Linked DNA regions of Homo sapiens: region 2 is linked to region 1. Evidence: chromatin contacts called from ENCODE Hi-C data. All regions are on one chromosome and are shown on one strand. Each heading gives the region's core, a stretch centred on a gene start or an enhancer-like site at or near the end of the contact. The rest is flanking DNA. Distances are from core to core; before and after follow the strand shown.

Region 1 (3,491 bases), core at 469-2,968:
GTTACTAGAAAATAGAGGCATTTCATTGGAGTGGTGAGAGCAGAGGGCTTAAAGAGTGAAGGTGAGGAAGTTGAGACAGAAAATGAAGATAATGAAGAAGGAAGCCAAGTTTCATGGAATGGTTTTTCTCAAGATTGTAGGGATATGTGCACATTTAAATGCAGATAAAAAGTGAAAAGAGAATGAGAGAGTTTGAAGATATTCTTGCGTTTTGAGCAAACTGCTTAATTTTTCTCCTCCCAATTCTTTAATCTGAAATATGGGGATATAAAACAATGCCTACATCATGAGATCTAATTGTATAATCCATGCAGGGCTTTGCATATTACCTGGTATATGCTAATCACTTAATAAATACTGGCTAATATTAAATAGCAGAAAGAATAGTATTGGAACAGGAGTAAGGGAAGAGAATGTGAATTTGGATCCATGTCTGTGTATAGATTCAGCATTGGGAGATGTACAGAGTTTCAATCTCATAACCACTATCTCTGTGTCAAGAAAGAGGGGTAGTGGATGCAGAAGTTTCTGAAGGGAATTAAAAGGATTGTATTTGTCATATCTATATGAAGAAGGAAGGAAGGGAATAGACTAAAATTTATCATATATTTTATGAGTCATGCATTAAAATAAGTGCTTTGTTTATATTATCTCATTTAGTTCTCAAAGTAAAGTAGTTATTATTTCCATTTCACAGGTACACAAGCTGAGGTTTCTGTATCAAAGTATTCTGTGGTAACAATGGACTCAAACAATGACTCAACATGGAATAAGTTTATTTCTTGCTCTCCAAACAGTCTAGGAGAGTAACAGGGCTCTTTCTACATAGTCACTGAAGAACTCAAGTCGATAAAATGCTCTGCCACTTTCAACAATATGGCTTCCAAGCTTGGCACAGTCTTCTCCAGCCAAGTGGAAACTAGGAAGGGTTTTTTTTTTTTTTTAATCTTCGTTGTTGTATTTGGCTTATTTGTTTGTTCATTGGCCAGAAAAATGATATGGGCCAGACATGGAAGAAATACCCATAAGTTCTGTTCATATTCTCTGACTAGAAATTAGCCACATGCTACAGGTAACGGTCTCTGCCAGTGTGTTTATTTGTTTGAGGAAGCTTGAGAGCAGGGAAGAAGATTAGGAGTTTATTTTAGAAACATTGCATTAAAGTTTATATGTTCAAGTGAAATATTACCTATAGAGGTACAGCTTAAGAGAGAACCTCAATGGCGTTTTGAGGAGAACCCTGAGGTGTAAAGCAAATAAGACCATCCAGCACTGAAATAAGTAAGGTTGTCAAAAAAGATATTATAGTAGCCATAGAATTGCAACATTTCCACAGACAGCACTAAGAGAATCCCTACCTACTACTTAAAATTTAGTAAGGATAAAATGGGAAAATAGGCCCCAAAATTGTTAAGCAAATACACTAAATTACCCTTCCAAAAACTACAGTAAAGAAAGAAGAAGTAAGAATGGGTAATAATTGATAATACTGTGTGGTTTTCTTCAATCTTATTTTATTTTCTGTCAGTAAAAGCATTTGCTATGCAACTAAATGACATGTAGTAAATGAGACAATATTGCTCAAACTTATGTGGGCTATTTAGTAACCAAAAAAAAATTATTGATGCTGCTGGCAACAAGTTGATAATCTATACTTACTTTTTCTATTGTGTGTGAATCATTTTTCTAATACATGTTCATGCCATATCTCTGTTAACTCTGTAAGCAAAAATGTAAAGCAAGTTAACAAACATTCCAACAACCAAACCCGTAGCCTTAATGGGAATAATGCACAACCCAACAAAATCATAACAATTCTTGTAGAACAAACTCCTCCATGAATATCAGATATAGTAAAAAGAGCAAAAGATCTAGATTCTTGCTCTAGCCATGTAAACATCTGAATAATTTGAGTAAAGTCACTTTTCTTTGAAGGGCTTCCGTTCTTCTATCAGTAAAATGACTCAAGTTGAAACTAGATTAGATTGAATTTACCAAACATTTATTGAACATCTATTGTTAAACCCTGTGCCAAGTACTGGGGGTATAGAGATATTTATGATACAATCCCTGTGTTAAGCTTTTCAACAAAAGTTATTTCTTTCCTGGGCATATGGATAACTAAACTTTCACTCTTACTGTCAAAAGATAAAACCCTATTATTAGTTCTGCTCAATGAAATGTGAATAGCATATGTCTGTGTAGTCCACACTGAGCCAGTAGAAGCCCCTACTCACTTTCTACTCCTTCTGCCATGGAAATATAAGAACAGTCCTTGTATTGAGAAGGTAGAGCCTCAAGTTTGAGGTTGCCTAGATCCCTGAGTCACTGAACAGACGAACACACAGCTGTCCTTGAGAGTTGCCCAGATCTGCGACAGATTCTTGCATCAGTGAGATGTAAACTTTTTTTCTGATAACTAGCATTAACTGCAATAGAGCCTATCACATCTTGACAAAAGAGGCTAGTTAGGAGGCAGACATATGCAAGGTGGTATGCATTTCACTAAGGGAAAAATAAAGTGCATTTAGCAGAGAAAATGAAAAGTAATCTATTATTTCTAAAGATGTCGGGGAAGGTATCATAAATTTAGAATGAGTGTGGCAGTTTAACGAAGCAACTGGAATATAACATTGAGACACAAGAAAGACAGTCAAGGATGGAACCTTGGGGTACACTAACATCTAAGATTTAGATAAAGGCAAGTTAATAAAGAAAACTGAAAAGAGAAGACAAAGGAGCAGAAAGAAATGGTATTCTGGAAACCCAGAAAGGAAAACATTCCAAGAGGAGTCAGAAATTGTCTGTAATGTCAATTGTTGGGAAGTCATGATCTGAAAAGAGACCATTGGATTCAAAATTATGAAAACTTTAAAGATGATATGCAGACTCTAGTGAATGGGAGACAAAAAGGTGGCAAAATATGCTTATAGTAAACACACAATAGCATTTACCAAAGTGTGTTTTGGAAAACATTTACTGCACAAAATTCTCCCCAAAAAGATGGAGGGAGTTGACTGCCGAATACATTTGAGACATGCTGCTGCATACTATATACCTATGAGGGATTTTAAAAATCTATTTGTGATTTCTCACCTTGGGAGATAAGGAAAGGAAAAACAAAAAGTATTATTTGCTTACAAACTCACAATGTCAAGTCAAGAAAACAAAGTAACCTCCTGGGACTTCTCCACAAGTGTTGACCAATAAAGTTTAGTTTCTAGTAGCACTAAATTTTGTTTCACTAAGAAAAACAAAAGCCCTTGAATGTGGACAAATTAGGCTAAATTTTTTAATTAGGTATGTCTTGAAAATAAAAGAATCCATAAAGTATGTTTTCCCTTCTCACAAAGCACATTTGTGGTTTGCTAGCCTGAGCGCAATTACAAGCTTCGGCCGATTTTTGCAACTTTCCTTTTCTCTAATTTGTAAAATGGAGATAAGAATAACACAGATTTCAAAGAGTTGTTTTGAAGAGTCAGTGAGAGAAA
Region 2 (3,491 bases), core at 260-2,759, 250 kb after region 1:
CTTTTTTGTAAACATTTTTGAGGAGTACTATACTGGAAACAGATAAGATTTCTAAGTAAGATAAATATATCTTGAATTAGAGAGAAATGCTTTTGTGCCATCAATGCCTACAATTTAGAACAGAATAACTGACCTACCTGTGGGCTACTCATTACCATACTGAATGCAGTAACAGTCTTTCCCTCTTGCTTACAGGTTTTACGTAACCAGTAAAAGGAAATGTATCCGTATACTATAGCATGAATCTTGGCTATAAAGTGACTGGAATAAGTTGGATTTTTTTTTAAGTGGCTAGAGCATATATCTAAATGAGTGCTGTAACTCAGAGATGAACCTTAATGAAACTATACATTCATTCAACAGGTTAATCCTTTTTGGACTCATTTTCAGAATTTCCTTTCTAGCCAGTTTTATCACATTCACATGACAGCAGCACTACCACCACCTATCATTATTGCTTTATAGTCACATTTTATTTTCAACTCAACCTCATTCACCTTATACACTAAACATTGTTCATTTTTGCCAACACTAAGAATATCCAAAAGAATATGCTACAGGTCTGATGGCAATCACAAAAGGAAGTGGGGAAGATGTTTTGAACAATCAGCGCATCAGCTGAGCAAGTATAAAATTTCCTATACAAGCAACTTGGAAGGGGAAGGATTCATTATTTCTTATATGTTATTTTTTTAAGTACATGGTATCTTTTGTATCTCATAGACTTAAGGTATATCTTTTGTTTAATGAAAGAAGATAGAAGTGCATTCTAGAGGTGTCTAGTGAAATATGTAGGTCATATATACATACTGAAATGGTATCCTACATCATTCTCAGCAAACTATCGCAAGGACAAAAAACCAAACACCGCATGTTCTCACTCATAAGTGGGAATTGAACAATGAGAACACATGGACACAGGAAGGGGGACATCACACTCCGGGGACTGTTGTGGGGTGGGGAGAGTGGGGAGGGATAGCATTAGGAGATATACCTAATGTTAAATGACCAGTTAATGGGTGCAGCACACCAACATGGCACATGTATACATATGTAACAAACCTGCACATTGTGCACATGTACCCTAAAACTTAAAGTGTACTAATAATAAAATAAAAATAAATAAAATAAAAATAAAAAAGAATAAAAAAAAGAATTAGGACAATTAAAAAAAAAAAAGAAAGTTAGTTACATCCAGCGTCTTACAATACTTGCAAACACTGCTCCAGGACCAATGTGATCAAGTGCACTTTCAGGACGAGCATTAGTTTTTCTATTACAGCCATGTCAGAGTTCCTTTTCTTTTTCTGAAATATGATTCCCTAAAGAAGTGGTGTTAAGTTTAAATCCTGATAAGAAGAAAACCCTCAAGACAAGAACGCCTGTGCTAATAAGGGGCTTTCTCCATTTCTGGTCATCCCTATGCCCCAAGGCCCACTCTGCTTGAACAGGACTTATACACGTCCTGGCCACAATACTCTTCCTGCTCCCTAGGAAAGCGAGATGTTTATGCAGGCCTCTGCTCTTCCACACCACAGCACAAGGCTGCCACCTACAGAATCATTTAATCCATTTCAGCACTACCCAGGATGAGTGAGAATCGGCTTAAAATAAATGCTGCCTTCTGCTGATTTGACAAAGGAGCCTACTGTAATACATGCTGCCTGGATATACAAGTTTAATTCTCTTTTTAGGAAAGGCACTGATGACTACTAAAATAGGACAAAAGAGCAGGAACACATGTTTTAGTTCTGGCCACTTGAATAAACAATTCTGGTTTGAAAAGCATTACAAAAAACATGACATTTTATGCAGAACAACTTTTCTTAACTGTATTTCCTGCTTTATCGCAAAGAGACAGACAGACATAAAATGGCAAATACACTGGAAATAAAATGATCTTCCAAACTTTCCTTAGGACAGCCTGTTCTTGGAAGTAATTGCCCAACTGTTAAAATCATACAGTACTCAAAGCCGTTTAACTTAGAATCTGTTCTAAGTTAGCTTCTCCTGGATGATCATTTGACCCTGGAACAAACAGTTTCAATGATTCTCCTTTTGGTTTTTTGTTTGTTTGTTTTGGGGGGGTTTTTTTAGATGGAGTCTCACTCTGTCGCCCAGGCTGGAGTGCAGTGGCACAATCTTGGCTCACTGCAACCTCCACCTCCCAGGTTCAAGTGATTCTCCTGCCTCAGCCTCCCGTGCAGCCGGGATTACAAGCGCCCGCCACGACGCTAGGCTAATTTTTGTATTTTTAGTAGAGGTGGGGTTTCACCATCTCGGCCAGGCTGGTCTTGAACTCCCGACCTCGTGATCCACCTGCCTCGGCCTCCCAAAGTGCTGGGATTACAGGCATGAGCCACCATGCCTAGCCGTGATTCTCCTTTTGTTACCACTTATGTAAGTGAGAGGTACCAACCATCCACTGATCATGAGACAATGCAAAGGATAAATAGCCTTTACTGGGGCCGCTCATTTCAACCATCACCGATTGGTCATCTCTTGTGAAGGACAAGAAGACACAGGAAGCCTCCTTCTCTGGGTCACAGTTCAAAGGACTCCTAATACAGAACTTCTTGTTCCCACAATCTGAGGCACTGAACTAGAAAAATGACAGAGGAAAAAAAAATCTTAATTATCAAACAAGCAGTTCATTGGCAATGACAGAAGAATAACTACCTTCAAGTACGGGTAGCTCCCAAATTAATGAGAATACCTTTCCATAATAAGCATTCAAATAAGGAAACAAAAGACACATCCCAAATTAAAAATGATCGGAGCAGTAGTTAGGTTATGAACTTTTAAACTTAATTAATTTTAATTAAAATTTGGAAAACATACACTTGTTGGGCTGTAATTGTGCAAGGGTATTAAAGCTCCTGTAATACACAAAACATTTCACATTAAGTAAGTTTTGGAGCAAAGTTTCTGATAGGTTTTGAGAAATTTTTGAGTTAATATTTCAGTCCCTAAGACTTAAATGACACTAACGTTCCTGCCTAAAGGGTATCCTCTAGTTCTCAGAGATGAAGATTTAAAAAGCAAACAAATAAATACTTAGAAAGCTATTATATTTAGGTTGTGGATTCTGCTTCTAGAATTCTGATTCAAATTTCGTACTAAAATGACATAAGAAAAAAATGGTCGCCCCAATTTACCAGCATTCCAAATAACCATAGTGATTTATTGGGGGGAGAAATAAGCAACAATCGGATGACTTAATCCCGAGCTTCTTGATAAGGAATATAAGACGAAGAGTCTTAGAAAAAAAAATCAGCTGTATAATCTGATAAATGAGCAGACTTTGTTCGAATGCTGTGACAGTAAATTTCAGAAGAGAGCTAAACATTATGTAACTAGAGTTCATGGAAATGTAAAGACAGATCATACTAGGGTGAAGAGAACAAGCCACTGGGGAATTAAGAAACTTGGACTTTGGTCTCTGCTCTCCCCTTCCCTACATCATGTTTGCCAAAGGACTTGTTCTCTCA

The links. A loop is a pair of places that touch in the nucleus more often than their neighbours do. Pooled maps may share reads with other maps.
Region 2: a loop to region 1 is called in a map of A673, with 2.5 times the contacts of the local background. The contact joins the enhancer-like site here to the promoter of LINC01708 in region 1. A Hi-C loop is called at or near these places in 2 of 168 maps with a recorded cell type or tissue (A673 and endothelial cell of umbilical vein), 1 of 37 single-sample maps with no recorded cell type and 5 of 50 pooled maps.

The regions. Positions count from the first base shown.
Region 1 is chr1:99,486,086-99,489,576 of GRCh38, forward strand. LINC01708 (long intergenic non-protein coding RNA 1708) reads right to left here and starts at 1,719. Exons shown (of 3, transcript NR_125951.2): 1 at 1,660-1,719. RefSeq lists a silencer at 2,235-2,435.
Region 2 is chr1:99,735,667-99,739,157 of GRCh38, forward strand. It overlaps FRRS1 (ferric chelate reductase 1), which reads right to left. Exons shown (of 17, transcript NM_001361041.2): 7 at 2,420-2,602. Among named protein-coding and RNA genes, the nearest start is that of FRRS1, 29 kb to the right of the region's middle. Within about 2 kb of position 1,510, at least 3 of the 41 ENCODE cell types and tissues checked have a DNase peak (open chromatin) inside an H3K27ac peak, as active enhancers do.